2 separate regions of the Mus musculus genome follow, and region 1 is linked to region 2. The links are chromatin loops, found by intact Hi-C in ENCODE. Cell type or tissue: heart. All regions are shown on one strand. Each heading gives the region's core, and the rest is flanking DNA. Links, peaks and the distances in the headings are about the cores only.

Evidence for each region. A loop is a pair of places that touch in the nucleus more often than their neighbours do. Peaks named below come from ENCODE experiments on the same cell type or tissue, not always from the same donor. Only the 100,000 strongest peaks of a DNase experiment are listed, where the experiment ranks them.
Region 1: it touches region 2 in a loop (2.9-fold over the local background); 31 of 42 quality-filtered maps call a loop at or near these places.

Annotation. Positions count from the first base shown.
Region 1 is chr9:69,476,471-69,484,582 of GRCm38, forward strand. Anxa2 (annexin A2) reads left to right here. Exons shown (of 13, transcript NM_007585.3): 5 at 3,208-3,321; 6 at 6,504-6,594; 7 at 7,310-7,389. Among named protein-coding and RNA genes, the nearest start is that of Mir3109, 24 kb to the left of the region's middle. In heart, for the core only: a CTCF peak has its summit at 4,081 (motif pointing left); a DNase peak (open chromatin) is centred at 4,081; H3K27ac peaks cover 52 bases.
Region 2 is chr9:69,358,403-69,366,514 of GRCm38, forward strand. It overlaps Rora (RAR-related orphan receptor alpha), which reads left to right. Exons shown (of 11, transcript NM_013646.2): 4 at 3,337-3,478; 5 at 5,764-6,159. Gm15511 (predicted gene 15511) reads right to left here and starts at 5,845. Exons shown (of 3, transcript NR_136934.1): 1 at 5,594-5,845; 2 at 1,397-1,491. In heart, for the core only: no CTCF peak of the experiment used is centred there; no DNase peak of the experiment used is centred there.

The sequences.
Region 1 (8,112 bases), core at 2,969-5,468, 120 kb after region 2:
TGGATCTTCTTTAACCAAAAGGATCCTTCTAGAACTCTTGGATGTCCAAGGTTTCCCTCTTATATCCTTGAGAGGGTTGCTGCTTTCATAGGTACAGCCGTGGGAGGTAGAATGGAAAGGTGACATCCTGGAACACACGAGGGAGGCATTCTGGAATAGACGACAAGGAAGAGAAGCAATGGTCCCACGGGTTATGTGCTGACTCTGTCATTGCTGTGCTTAGGTAGCAACTCACTTCCTCTCATGGCTTCTCTGGCTTCTTCGTCAGATGTTGTGAATGTAATTTCAGAATGGTTTCCTCCACTGGGCGTGAGTCCTAACGTGTGCTTCTCATTTACACTGAGGGGCTGGGGAGACAGCTCTGTTGGTAAAGTGCTTGTCACACAAGCATGAGTATCTGAGTTCAATCTTCAGCATCCACGTTAAAAGAGCTAAATACCCCAGTGCTAGGGACGCTAGATAGGATTCCTGGGGCTCCCCAGACAGTCAATTTAGCTGATTCAGAGAGCTCTAAATCTCACACACACACACACACACACACACACACACACACACACACAGCTTCTTTATCAGATTCATCGTGGCTGAAGTGCTGTGGTCCAGCCTGCTATCTTCAATAGGCTTCGCTCCTAGTGTTTATGGAGTTTTCTGTGTGTGTTTTCCCTTTGCTCGTCCACTCGTGGCTAAAGCAGGCCCCGTCTTGTCCACCTTAGTTTCCCACAGCACTAGGACATTTTACCTTTAAGGATATGCTACTTAATCTCTAACGCTTTGCTATTAAAAGCTTTTGACTTATATTCGGACAGTGCCATCAGGGTGACCTCATGCGGCTCCCGCCTGACTTGAGGCTTTCACTCCCCGCTACAGTAGCATTGACCTGAAAGAATGCCAGGAGAAACTGTGTGTCCCTGGAGTTGGCGTGACCACCAGGTCCTGGGAGTTCCAGGTCAAGCCTGGCTGAAGCTCTGTCCTCCGTGCTCCAAAGCAGTTGGGAAAGGACGTAAATGGGAAAGCAGCTAGCTCCCTTCATCCCACATGCATTACAATTCTCCTTTCACGGGATGACGTGTGTTAATCTTCTGCAGTGAGGCTCAGAAGGGAGTGTTTTATGTCTCTGGCTGTCCCAAAGGATCTGAGAGCTGCAAGAGCCAAGTTCCCGTTGGAACAGGAGATCCACTATTCTGGACTGAAGGAAATAACTGCTCATTCAGTGTGGCCTTGGAACTGTGTGTGCACACTGAGCTTGGCTTCATGTTAGGTAGCTGGAGAACGCAGATCCTGCAGAGCCTGTTGGAGTAAACACATTATTAGAATCATGAGAAGGGTCAGCAAACACACAGGCATTAGCGCGTGCTAAGGACAGCCCACTGCCCTGATGATACTTAATGGTCCAGGGTGATTATCTGTCACAGGAAGATGCCGCAACTGCCTGAGGTAATTTTCTAAAAGGACGTCCTAGTATTGTTTTAGGTGCACTGTTTGTCAAGACTGGTCTGCAGCAGTGGTTCACAGTCTGTGGGTCATGATCTCTTTCAGGGGTTGAGCAACCCTTTCACAGGACTCGCCTAAGACCACCGGAAAACAGATGTTTACCTGATGACTCAGAGTAGCAGCAAACACACAGTTATGAAGTAGCAACAAAAATACTTTTGTGGCTGGGATCACCGTGGCCTTTCTGACCAGGACAAAGAACCCTATTAAAGGGTTGCAGCACTAGGAAGGTTGCGAACCACTGGTCTAGAGGGACAGAGGGACCCTGCCCAGGTGGTGAGCTGCTGCAGATACTGTCACAGCTAGTAAAAGAGGGACACAGGGAGGAAGTTTGCATTTTATGCTTTGTCCCTTCAAACTAGTGCTAGACACAAGGTTTCTCTATGCAGAGAACAGTTGTTGTTCTATTGATCCCTTCTGGGATTTTTATTTGTGCTGAGTCCTATACTGGGCATTCTGAGCAATTCAAGTCAAAGTGGAAAAATCCAGTAGGTGCCCCAGATGTCCCCTGAGGTGAGAGCAGAGATGGGGGTGGGGGCGGGAGGGGGAGTGTCAAGGACAGACCAAGTTGGGAGTCACTTAACCTCAGGGTTCCAATTTGGAAAGCTGGTGTTATAATTGGTATGTGTTGTTTTAGAAAGACCTTCCTACCTCCCATGCATGGTTAGGGCATCAGCAGCCAGAAGGAGGAGGTGAATGGGCTGGGCCTAATGCTTGTTCGCATCCATGCCAGGTCTGACTTTCTTGACACTTGCTGTATGTTACCTTTAGAGGCTTGTGGAGCCTCAGAAATTGTTGGCCAGCCAGCCTACAGGGCCAAGTTCCAGGCCAACAAGAGACCTTATCTCAATCAGAAAGTGGAGGGCACCTGAGGAATGACAACTAAGCTTGTTCTGTGACCTTAACCCGCATATGCTCCTACACACACACACACACACACACACATGCAACACGCACACCCCACATAAAAATAAATGCAGTTCAGTTCAGTGCAGCTGTGGCCTAGTCCATTCCCATGGCTGGTGAGTATCCAGTCGCCGAGGAAATATCTTTAAGAGCCACCCTGAATTAAGGATATCTGTCTACATATCTGAGTGCTGCCTCAGACCTCCGACTTTATTAAAATTGTGTGTTCATGATGATAGTGGCGTGATGATGACACTGTCCAACAGGAAGTTGAAAGGGACTCTGAGGGGCTGGAGTTCACATCATATTCATCACCGCCCCAACCTGGAGGAGATGGGAGATGGCTCAGGGCGAGGTGCGGTGTTTTACATAGGGAAAGCTCAGCACCCTCCCCCCCACCCCCGGCCTCGCTAGCACAGCTAGCTCCAGGCTACAAGGTCCCACCCTAGAGCAGCATCACAAACGCCTTCCCTGGGACCTCTATAGACCTGCAGGACTCCACTGGTCTTTCTACCTCACTTCTTTTCAGCTTGACTTGGAAATCTCCCTGAGACTCCACTCTTAGCTCTCCTCTCAGGAGCTATCAGCTACAGCTACCTAGTGATCAGCCTGGGTGTTAGTGGATTCCCTTACCATGTGGTTTCTGCCCTCCTGGTCTGATGTAGGGGACGAGGAAGTTCTCCCCAAACGGCAGAGTGGTCAAAGACTCACACACAGCCTGCTTTTCAGAGAGAGCCATCTTATTTCTGTCTCGCTGGTTCCAGAGTGGACGTTGGTTCCAAGCAGCTCTGAGACATCTCCCTTTTACAGGAGCTCCCGTCAGCGCTGAAGTCAGCCTTATCTGGCCACCTGGAGACGGTGATTTTGGGCCTATTGAAGACACCTGCCCAGTATGATGCTTCGGAACTAAAAGCTTCCATGAAGGTAAACACGTGTGGGGTGTCATCCGTCAACCTGCCCATTAGCGTCTGTGAATTACAGCCTTTTGAGTGTAACTAGGTGATTGTCAGTTGTGTTGGAGTCTTATTTGAAGTCATTTCCCCCCAATGCTATAAGTTGTCAGGATTTGAACCAAAAATATTTCAATCTCTCTCTTTTTTAACGACGGCAAAGAAATTTCCTGATGCTTAGCAGCTTAGTGATGGTTAGCAGCTGCTGAGACTCGGCACCTGGGCGATTGGAATGCCTCTTGGGAAAACTGCTTCCTTGATTACACTTCCTTTTTAAGGAGGATATGTGTGGTATTAAGGAGAAAGAAAAACAGCTTTTGTTCAGTAAAGCTTGCAGATTCTGCCCATGCCCTCCTGGATGCTGCTTCCTCTGGCTTCCCCCTGCCCCCCCCCAATCCGTTGCTGGGCCAAAATTTGGATTTGGTCCAAAAATCAGCAATGCAGTGCAGGTGAGGGTCGATATCAGGGTGGGACTGGCACCTGAATCCAATGGGAAGTTTCTGCAGGACATAATATTGTTATCTAAGTTTTGATTTTGCAAAGCTATTTTGAACATGGGAATTGAGGTTAAATTAGTAAATTCTAGTTTAGAAACGTCCTTGGATTTTGTGCTCACCTAAGCTACCCAATATTACTCAAATGTAAGAGATAGACAAATGTCTGCCACAGCAAAGCTCAGGGCCCCTTCTCTGTGTACTTGTGACATGTTGGATAATCTGAGGCTGCCCTCTGCTGGTACTTTTTGGTAAGGCATCTTCAATGAGGGGAAGCTGTATGTCACCCTGTTGGGTTGTCATCCTTTCTGGAGAACACACTAGGAATGAGGCCCCTTCACACATAGAGTACCACCAGAACCCTGGAACTGATAGCCCAGAGCCACTGTAGGATTTGTCAAATCTCTCTCTGTCTCTTTTTTAGTTCATCAGCATAGCTCAAGTGGCATCCTAGGCAGGCTGTACTGCAGAGGAGGTACCAGTCAGTGCCGTGACACACCAGGCACAGGGTGCAGGCTAATAATCCTAGCACTCCAGAAGTGGAGGCAGGGGGATCAAAAGCTCAAGGAAGTTTAAGGCCAGGGTGGGATATCTGAGACCTTGTCTAGAGAGAGAGAGAGAGAGAGAGAGAGAGAGAGAGAAGAAGAAGAAGAAGGAGAAGGAGAAGGAGAAGGAGAAGGAGAAGGAGAAGGAGAAGGAGAAGGAGAAGGAGAAGAAGAAGAAGAAGAAGAAGAAGAAGAAGAAGAAGAAAGAAGAAAAGGAGAGTGTACTTTCATGCCAACAACAGCTTTGATGATAGTAGCATTCCTGAGATTGCCAAGCCTTTGGGCCATTGGGGTCATGTGTAAGCCAATTTTTTCCCAGGTTTCTTTAACTATCAACACTTGGATCAGTTCATCTTATTTTTGTCAAGAATCCACTTAGTTGAGATTTATGTGATTTCACTGGTATCTATGGTCGGGTATTATTGACTTAAAGCAGACCTGTGTGAGCTGTCAGTCACTCCACTAATCCAAGTAACTGGGTCCAATGAAAGGCGCTTTAACTGCACCATCTTTGACCAGACGCCAGCTCTTCCATTAGCTATCATGGTTGAGTGACTCTTCCGAAGATCTTCAAGTGACGTTAGCAAAAATGATGCTTTCAAAAAAAATCTGTTTTCACATCGGGCAATACCAGTGGCAGTGTTTTGCCGTATGTCACAGGAGAGGTTGGCCCTGTGATAAGAATTATTCTTAAGCTGTGGAAAGCTTGGGCCAAGTTTTAGAAATTGCCAAGGTCACCTTTGAAAGTGGAGATAAAGCCCTATTAGACTTCTCCGATGTGTGGGCGATGGAAGGCGAGATACTGTGCTCGGCTCACTTTCCCTCGGTGTCAGGACCCAGCATTTCTTCTGACACATGAGTTAGACTTTATTTCTGTCATCTTTGAAAAGCCTGCCTCTCCCTGGAAATACTCAGAGATGCTCCGTGACCATCTCAGCACACCCCTTGAGAGGTTCAGAGTGCTATGTAGACCTTTGGCTAACAAGGGAAGGATTTGGGGTTTCACTGGAACCTGTGAAAAAAACTATGATTAAAATCCTGGGGAGAAGAGTCAAAGATTAGATTAAGACTAAGATTCAAAATTAACTATTAACCCGGGGCTTAGCTTAGATTATACAAGGCACATTTTAAAGGGGCATCTACTCTCTAATAAGTTTAATTAATAGCTGACACACTTTTCATGTGGGTAAGTACCTTTCTTATTGTATTAACACCTTATAATTGATTTACATTTATACAGTTGTAATTCTACTTAGTTCAAAGTGGTACCTCTATATTCGCAAAGACATGTACTAGAAGACCCTTGTTATTAAGTCTTGACTTTGATCAGGAAGCCAGCTTTGAAATACACGTTTCATTGAGTCCTTTCAAGCTCCCTAGCACGCTCAAAAGTGTATATATTAAATTCAAATATCCCACTCATTAAACTCTCATTTCCTAATAAAGTGCTAGCCTCTAGGCTTATTTGGCACTTTTGTTATTCCTTCTTCCTAAATACCCGAAAAGTGCAGAGTAATCAAGCAAAAATGGAAGTAACAGGATGCATTTTTTTTAAACACTAAGCCATTTTTGCGTTTCAAAGAAGAGAGGCGAATTTTCATCCTAACTAGCACCTTTCCGCTAAGGAGATGTTCTAATCTGTGGCAGCTGCTGACAGCGGCCCCACACCACTTCTTGGTCAATGAAGACAACTATTTCCTGTTTATTAAAATGGTGGGTGGTTGAGATAGGAACTAAGAAAGACAGATATCGAGTCGGAACCCCGTGGCCTCCTCTGGTGCTCAGGGATAGATACTACAAGGCTGTCTCTTCTCATTCGTTTTTCAAAAACATAGTAGAATATAGATGTTCTGCTTACAACATCTTGGAATCTGGTGATGTGAAAAAGAAAAGAAAAGAAGAGAAAAGAGAAGAAAAGAGAAGAAAAGAAAAGAAAAGAAAAGAAAAGAAGAAAAGAAAAGAAGCAGCTTTATGTAGTGTTTGAGGAGCAGAGCACAGGCTGCTCAGGAGGGGCGACCCTGACGGAGCCATCTGTTTGCTCTTTACTTGACGGAGGCCAGCCTCGAGGGAGGCTGAGGTGAGGGAGGCTGCTGATGTCTGGGTGTCTTGCTTCCCAGGGCCTGGGGACTGACGAGGACTCCCTCATTGAGATCATCTGCTCACGAACCAACCAGGAGCTGCAAGAGATCAACAGAGTGTACAAGGAAAGTGAGTAGCCTGCTTCTGAGACCCACCCTCTTAGCCCAGAGCGTTTGTGCATCCCCGTGCGCACTCTTGCATGCGTGCTCCCGTGCATGCTTGCGTTCATGAGTATGAAGAGAAGGGTCAACCTCAGGTGGTGTTCTCGGGAGCCATCCACCTGCATTTTGACAATGTTCTCGCTAAGCCTGGAGCATACCAATTAGTCGAGGCTGGCTGGCTAGTGAGTCCTGGGATGCCCTTGCTTCTGCCTCCACAGCACTGGGGTTTCAAGCACACACTTAGCACATTAGGCACAGTCGTGGAGGTCAGAGGACAACCCTCAAGGCTGCGGATTCTATCCTTCTACTGTGAGGGGGTCCGGTGCCTGGAACTCAGGTCATCAGATGCGGCTGTAAGCACTTTTATCTACTGAGCCATCTTAGCAGCTTGAGAAACAATATTTTAGTCAGAGACAAGTTCGCTGATTAAAGAGAACCCGGGGACCCCTGGGTTTGACTTAGGCTTGTTTGTCCCTTAGACTGACAGTCACCCTAGATTTGATCTCCTGTGAGTAGACCCCCTTCTAGAAACTCCATCCTCAGTTGGGGACTCAGGCTATTTCTACACTAAACAACAATGCCTGCGTTTTGAAACTTGGTGGGTGACAGACCCGTTGTAGTGGGTGCTTGGGTGCTTGGGTGTGCCTGCGGGGGGCATCAAGCCAGATGTGTTGTCTCCTCAGTGTACAAGACTGATCTGGAGAAGGACATCATCTCTGACACATCTGGAGACTTCCGAAAGCTGATGGTCGCCCTTGCAAAGGTTGGTCTCCCTCCCTCCCTCCCTCCCCTTGCCTCCTTCCACAGCAGGCTCAGCTCCTTCTATACTGGGGAGGGAATTAACTAAATCCTTGTGCCTGCTCAGAAATTCCGCTGCACTCCCGTCTCTGCAGAACTGTCATATTTGTTAATAGGATTTCTTATCCTGCAGAACCCTGTGGACAACTGGACGCGGGGCCAGGGGAGGGGTGGGCAGCTCCCAAGCTCTGGCCTGGATTTCTGTGCTAACCTGCACCGAGTGACTAAAGGAAGGTCACTTTGCCTCTATTTGTGGCCACAGCGGACGCATTAAAGTGACCTCACTCCTTTCACCTTTCGCTTGTGTGCGCGCACATGCAAACCTTGCCTCACTAGTCCTTTGGCATATGTGTGGGTCTTTGAGGCACTTTGCTAACATTACCACATTAATGTGGATGTAAGGAATGTCTCCCGTGAATCTCTAGTTCCGGCCGGCATGCACCTAAACACCAGTCTCTCAAGGGAAGGGAATTCTCTCAGGGAGCCCTGTGGCAAGTGACTGAGGAGTGTGTTGCAGCCTGGCCCACTTGCATCTCCATGACAGTGACAACTCTGTGACTCTCCTGTCTTCATTTGCTCCCCATCCAGGCACTGCAGACTCTGGGTCTTTTTTAGAATCTACTTGTATCTTGCTTCTTTGACCAAAACCCATAGCTTCTATACCCTTTCAGAAAGCTCCACCACCTTC
Region 2 (8,112 bases), core at 2,565-5,064:
CCTCAGCATTTACACTGCTCCGAAAGCTTTCTGAGGAATACTGGCAGAGGTTTTTCAAGGCGGCCAGGGGCTCAGGAGATAGCTCAGTGAAGCATTTGCCATGTAACATGAGGACCTGAGCTCAGTCCCATGTTAAAGGCCAGGTGTGCATGCCCTTATAGTCCCCATGCTGTGGAGTTAGTGGGTGGGGACAGACAGATACCTGGGCCTGCTGGTCAGCCAGCCTAACCTAATCTTGAGTCCTCAGTGTCTCTGAAAATACACAGTTCAGTTTGAATCAGGGCAGCCTCCCCAGTCTCTCCCTAGAAAGCTCCCCTGGACCCCTCGTGTAGTGAATGGGGTATTTCTTCTTGAGGATGGGACTGTATCGTCTTTGTCCAAGAGAATGGCCTTGCCCTGGTTCTCAGCTCTGCCCTCTCAAAGCTGCTGAGCCATCGTGTTCTTGATGGACTCAACTGAAGGTTAAGTGTGAGGTGAAGAGGGTGTGTCTGCTGGGTTTTGCTCTCCCAAATCCTTCCCAACTCCATAGCTAGGCAGGCAGCTTGGAAGCTAGTCACAAGCTCCAGGCTTGCTGCCCCTCCTCCAACCCTAGACACACAGAATGCTGCATTAATTTTCCTTGAGGCTTACAGCCCGATTCGCTCAGACATCTCTAATGAGAGCGACTCTGAGCCCTTGCCCTGAGTTTCATTGCCTTTCACTCCATGAATGAGCCAGATTTCGATGTGGGTGGGGTAGGTAAGGCGAACCAAAGGGGACATAATGCTTCAGGGCAGAAAGGAAGGGGGATGCTGGACTCCGAGGCTGATTTCTCCTGTGACCCCCATCCCACCTCCGCTGCAGTAGTAGAGCATGCGTTGATAAGATGCTTGTGCAGTGGCAGCCTGGGCCAGCTGAACGAATGAATCTAAAGGAAATGGTAATTTCAGAGTCAATCTGTCCTGCTACTTATAGTGGAAACAAAGGGGACAAGGGTGTTCTGGAAAGATTTCTGGAGAAATCTCTGTCCTGGCTTCCTGAAGTGCTGGAGGTGGCATTTTGAGCAAGCCACCCCATCTCGAGAGACTCCAGTCCCTTTACCCTTCACACAAATAAATAAAATTAAAAATTTAAATACCTGTGAAAGAAACGCAGAGGGTGTAGACAGTGGCTGAACCCCAAGAAAGCGATAAAAAGACAAAGACCAAAGTGACCACCCATGCAGGTGACTTCTTGGTGTGCTTTAAAATATATTTTCTAGGCTTCCTTCTAGTAAATTCTAAGAAAACTTCTCACACTCCCTTTTTGCCAGGGAACACCACACACACACAGTTTTAAATATTTTGACTGCTTTCAAAGACACCGAACTCGTTACAAAGTGGGTTAGAAGAGCCTGGCTCACATGCATTTAACTTACTTGGCTTGGTCCATGCAGACCCCAGTCATCACACAAAGCAGCAGGTGAGGACACTGATGGCAGATTTTGAGTGCCATCCACTGACCTGTAGAGAACTAATAAGAAAGCAAAGAGAAAAGGAGAAAGTTAGAGTCACAAACGGCCCCACCAGCCAAGACCAGCAATTCTTCTCTTTGGGGGGCATAGTTTTTCATAGTTTCTTTTACATCAAATATGGGGTGCTCTCTCACTCTCAGACTAGATTGCACTGGTCTTAGATCTTGAGCCAATTTTATCACTTTTTTTTATACAAACAGTATTTCTGAAACATGATTTTCAGTGGTCGCCCAACTCCATAGTGTAAGAGTGTGTACTAGAGCTCAAGTCAGTCACATTTGGGCATCTGGTGCTCTAAAGAGCATCCTCTGGATGAATCTTGAACTGCTTCTCTAGAAAAGATTCCTGGCTGACAGGACAAGCACATTTATTTCTGTCCTTAATAACTCTGATACAGCAGCCAAAGCTGCCTCTAGACAAATGTGTTGGATGAAGCATGTGGATATTTTAACATTCCTTGTGCATCCTTCCTTTACTCCCTAATGTCCCCTGGTTGGAGACATTTGTCTTTATCATTAGAGACAGCCCTGAAGATGACCATCTCTCTCTTGTACCCTCTGTGGCTCTGCTTCACATAACCCCCTACATTTCCTTAGATACCACTAGAAGAAATACACACACACACACACACACACACACACACACACACACACACACACACGGTATCCCCAGCCCTGTCACTGCCACGCATTTTGGAAGTTATAAAATATGCTTCTAAGTAGCACATGTGTTGCATGAGAAATCTATGGCGATTAGAACCAATTTTCCAGTCAGCCATCGTAGAAACATTGCACCCGTGTGAAGCTTGTGGGTTTCTCCTACAAAAATCACTAAAGAAAGGCTTGCACCTTCTAGTCCCTGACTGGAAACCAGGAGGTTCGTAAGCACACACCTCGAGGCCAGCAGCTCCCGTGTGCCTTTGCACACCCTCTCATCTCCAGCATAGCACCCAACACAGACGAGAAGCTGCTGATCACTACACTGGACCCAAGCCTAAAGGCCGTTCTTCTAAACACTGCTGATTCCCAACCGGTGAGGACTGGGAATTCGCAGTGCAACTGATCTTTAAAGTAGCCAATCCAAGTGTCATCTAACTGTTTGCACCGTTAGGTTCAGACCCGGGGAGTGAAAGATGGCCAAACGGCCAGAGGCTTGAGTGGTAAACACCACGGCACGCCCAGACATATAGATGACATCATGGGACACAACACTTGCTGCACACACATGAGAACCTAAGTTTGAATCCCCAGCATCCACATAAACACAGGCATGACATGGGCACCTGCTCACTCCAGCACTGTGGGAAACAGATGGGAGGCTCACTGGGACTTGCAACCTATTGCCAGGCACAGTAAGAGACCCCATTTTAGCAAAATAAGGCAGTGTGACACCAAGGCTCCTCCTCTAGCCTCTGCAGCACACATAGGAACATACATGTGCACACACAAACACACATGCACATACTCTTGTGTATACCACCACAAGTGCACCAAAGGAAAAGGTATTTTGGAGATACAGGTTAGAGGCAAATCCTTTGGGGTCACTGCAGCCCACACTGCTTTGTTTGGTCACCCTGATCATGTGTCTTTTACACAGGCAATTGAGTGGAAGTTTAAGGAAGTTTTGCATGTGTAAGGGATGGAGGATTAGGCTCTGGGGGTTAATTTTACTCAAGGAAAAAAAGTGACTTTAATTTCATTAATGGCCTCCTGGATGATTCTGCTCCAAGCTTAACCCTCCATTAAATATTAATGCCATTCGGCACTCGACGCTTAGTACCCAGCCTTTGGGTATCACCGCTGGAACTGACACTAACCTGTTCCGTATTTATAACTGAATCACAGGGCTTTTTCAGGAGAAGTCAGCAGAGCAATGCCACCTACTCCTGTCCTCGTCAGAAGAACTGTTTGATTGATCGGACCAGCAGAAACCGCTGCCAGCATTGTCGGCTGCAGAAATGCCTGGCCGTGGGGATGTCTCGAGATGGTGAGCCTCGCATAGCTGGCATGGGACAAATGCATGGGTCTGGGCAGACGCGCATGCAACATGGGTGCTGCTCCGTCAGGGGAGGCTCTCTCAACCCTTTCCCGGGCCCCTCTGGCAGCTTCCTACAATCCATAGCACTTCCTTTATTCGTGATCTATGGGAATCAGCCAACTAGCCGGTGAGGGTAGACACCGAAGTGTCCTGTACTCAGAATAGCTTCAGGTTGTCAACATTTCAGAAACTACAGGTATGTGTCATCTGAGGGCTTTCATGCAGGAAACCCAAGCCAGGACAAATTGGTACTTGCCTAATGCTGGTAAGTCTACTGGCATTTGGCAGGAAATAGTTCTTACGGTAACTGGGTCAAATGCCTGCCAAAGTCAAATTTTGCACCTTCCAAACGTGTGAAAATAGTGAGTGAGGCTGGGTGATAGGTGTTATTCTTCATTGAGAAGGCATGACAACTAGGGATAGGCCACTTTCCAGTTACAGAGCATCTCAAGATCCCTCCCTGAAGCAGCCACTCTTAAGTGCACGGAATAACACCAGGATTCAAGACAGTCACACGTGGAAACTGGCAGGAAATGCAGTGGGTCCAGCTTAAGGACTTTTCTGAGTATACTGACCGTCCCCAGAGATCTCCTGAGGTGTGGGGTGTCTGTCTGCCCTTCCTACCATCAGCTGTTCTTAGGGCCAACAGAGCCACCCGAGCTCATGTTCACTCGCACTACATGTCTTGAGAGCCTTTTTGCATCTTTTGTCTGCCTTCAGCATCAAACTGACAGGTAGGGTTCCTAGCTGCCTGTTACAAATGCATTTCCTTGGGCTGGTCCTTTTTTCCCCTTGCTCACTGGATATAATCGTCATTTTATTAAGACAAACGTTAAAGTGTAGCTTTAGAGTAGAAGCTTTCCTCATGGGGTTTCTAAAATAGCCTCTGCCCCACCCCAGATTAAGTATCTTCAGGGTGGCTCTTTACACACCTATGTCATAAGATAGCATAAGTTGTTGTGATTTGTTGCCCAACCCTCTCTGAGCTCTGGAAGCCCCAGAATGGCTGAGCTCCTGGCTTGTTCCCTCTGTAGAAAGGGCAGACAGCCTCCCCTGGCAAGACGACTCCACCAGCTGGTCAGTGGAGTGCTCTCGTTCCCAACTGCATTTCCATGTCCCCTGCCTTCTGCCCCTCCGTCACTCTGACAAGGCTGAAGTAAATGAGGTCGTCCCCCCAATCAGGAATCAATTTAACTATAATCAATTAGGAGAACTAAATCCCTCCAGCAAAAAGCGTTGTCTGTAGAGTGCCTAGACAAGAGGGCAGGGGGATGACACCGTCGGTGGGAGGAAACAGGTTTTCTATATCTGGATGAGTGTTTCAGGGAAAAAAAAACACCCGAGACAGTGAGTCAGGAAGCTGTTGCCATGCTTGCCCAGCCAGATCCTGAGAAGTGCCACAGACACAGACCCTCCCCCAGGGGACGTTACAGGCCTTGCCCTCCCATGTTCTCTTTACCTGAGGCTAAATGATTGTAGAGCAAAGTATCACTTTAACGATGGATCCAGCTAAGATGCCCCGGTTTGTGCCTCAGCTACTTGAGAGGCGGCGAGGATGACAGCTTGTACCTGGGACTTCAGGACCAACCTGGGCAATATGGTGAAATGTATTTTCTCCAAAAAGAAAATAAATACAGACAAGGCCACACCTGCCCACAGCTCTCATAGACATACAGTTCTGGGAACTATAGACAGCTTCACGGTGAAGCCCCAGATTCTTATGTATGGGATAGAAAGAATACTTAGTAAAAGATGAAGCTTCCGCCCCAGTATATCCCATGAATCTTTGCATCTCTGCCTGGCGGCTCAAACACTACAAAGTAAGGGGGCGGGTCTGGGCCAGGCCATGTCATATAAAGTGACCAGATTATGACACCACAGAGCTAGGTGCAACGTGCCTGTCATCCTCAGGAGGCTGAGGTAAGGTGGCCACCAGTTCAAGGCCAGTCTGGGCTACTTAGCAAGACTCTGTCTCAAAAAGAAAAATCAAAACATTATATTCTTAATGAGCCTAAGGGCACATGACCAACAAGGGAAGAAGGGTTGCCTGGGCTAGCTTGTCACCTGGGAGGGTGTGTTTGCAAGGGGGTTGGGGGCAGCTTGAGGAAGTTGTTTTTGCCGTGTGGGTGACTTGCTTTTATGCCGACTTGCTCTGAGATGTTCTGGAAACCTGAAAGCTTGAGAGAGGATAACTCTGCCTGGTTCACGGTGTGCGTTGCTTTCTCTCTTCCCAGCTGTCAAGTTTGGTCGGATGTCCAAGAAGCAGAGAGACAGCTTGTACGCCGAGGTGCAGAAGCACCGGATGCAGCAGCAGCAGCGAGACCACCAGCAGCAGCCTGGGGAGGCGGAGCCGCTGACGCCCACCTACAACATCTCAGCCAATGGGCTGACGGAACTGCATGATGACCTCAGCACCTATATGGATGGGCACACCCCCGAGGGCAGCAAGGCCGACTCAGCCGTCAGCAGCTTCTACCTGGACATCCAGCCCTCCCCAGACCAGTCGGGATTGGACATCAATGGGATCAAACCCGAACCCATATGTGACTACACACCAGCATCTGGCTTCTTCCCCTACTGTTCCTTCACCAACGGAGAGACTTCCCCAACCGTGTCCATGGCAGAACTAGGTAAGGCAGTATGCAGTGCTCCTCCTGGTTTGCTCTGGGCATTCCCTGTGAAGTGAAAGGGGTACAAGGGATTGTCTATAATGGGCAGGATTTCCCCTCCACCTTGCCCAAGCTTCAGATGCCAGCCTCCCTGTCTGATTGTTTCTCATGGGTGTCCACTGCAAATGTACTGCTCTGAACCTAGACAGGATGTATGTAAGCAACCACAGTAAGCACGGGAGAAGGCCACTTGAACTGGTTAGTCACTTAGACTCCAGGTATTCCTTTATGCCTAACGTCACACACAGACATGGAGTCCACCAGCCCAATCTAAGCCATAGGCATATATTTATATTTTAAAGTCTTTAACTTGGTTGCTAACATTTTTAAGCTTTTAATTGACACTGAACAGCTGTGTATAAATCATAAGGGACAGTGTGCCTTTTCAGTACATGTAAACATGCTGTAATAATCAGCTAGGGGCATGTCGCATATCTGTCATGTTGAACACTTAAAATTGATTCACAGGGAGCATTCAGAATCCTCCTTTCCAGCATTTTCAAAGGGATGGCCATATTACCATTATCTGAGCCACCCTACCATGGAGCCACACATGACAGTGTTCCTCTTCTGATCCCAACTGTACCACGGACCTGCTGCACATTCTCTCAGTCCTGGTCCTACCCTGATAAACTTGAACATTTATGAGAAAAATCAGCTTATCGGTTCTTTGTGGGGAGTTTGATTTTTTTTTTCATTACATTGGGCCAATATTTGTGAACACCAGTAACCAGCTGGTACCCTTGGGGGATGACACATCTGGCGGGCCCTCAGGTAACCAAGCTTCGCTGCACTGGTGTGAATTGTAAATGCCTGTGGTGACTTAAGTCTGAACTTGCCAGAATGCTTTAAAGATGACCATTGGTGGCAAAACTGGTAAGATTTCATACAGGGCTCGCTTTGCCAAAAGGAAAACAAGAAAAATAGGAAATCAAAACAAAACACCGCAGAGACACAAACAATTCTGTTTTCCTATTGTCAGGGCATAGCTGTTTCTGGGGAGACGATGGCCCAGAAACACTGATGACACAGACAATGGAAATGTTCCCTTCACGTGCGTTATGCTAACACCCTCTCTATATTTAATCAATTTTTTAAATATGGCACTATTATTAGAAAACCTTTGATAAGAGCCTTTACAGTTTTCAAATGATCTGCTATTCCCAGTGATTCTATACATGGGCTTATTAAACTCCTTTGGGATATTTCAATTAGCTGCCGCAGAGACCCGGGGTGGCAGAGACCCAGCGGGTTCTGACTTGAACACAGAAACCCTCAGTACAGCCATAAAGGCTGAGTTCCTTAGACGGCACCTCCACCTCTGTACCCCGTAAAACATCTTTTTTTTTTAAGTGAAAATTTCCAGTCCAAAAATCTCCAAATAGAACAAATTGAACGTTCTTCACGGTTTTTACACAACATCTCTTTATGGATCTAAATTTAAATCCTCGAGAGCCGGGGCATTTTAAGCCTGCTCTTTAACCACCGCACAGCACTAAAGGTGCACTGCCGCTCTTTTGATTAGCAGAGAAACCTCTGAACTAGAAGCCATGCTGAGCAGAGGTGGGTTTCATTTTTTTCCCCCCGAACTAGAACAAACCCCCCCCCTTTTTTTTTTTTTGCCATGGGATCTTGGTTAGCTGAACCTGAAGCAGAACCGTAATGAAAATTAAATTTTCAAAAATGAATAAGGGTTTGATTGAAAGCTGACTCGTTCCCACGTAAAGTGACCTGACTCACCCCAGGCCTGCTGCCTCTCCTCCGTAGCGACCGTGAGCCTGCCTGCTTGCCTGCCAGCTAGTCGGGGCTGAAACAGATCCACAGAATGGAGTCAAAGCCTTACCCCAGCACATGGTATTTTGGCTAACAGTGCACAAATCCATGACTAGGGCTATAAAGGACCGAGCTGGTGCC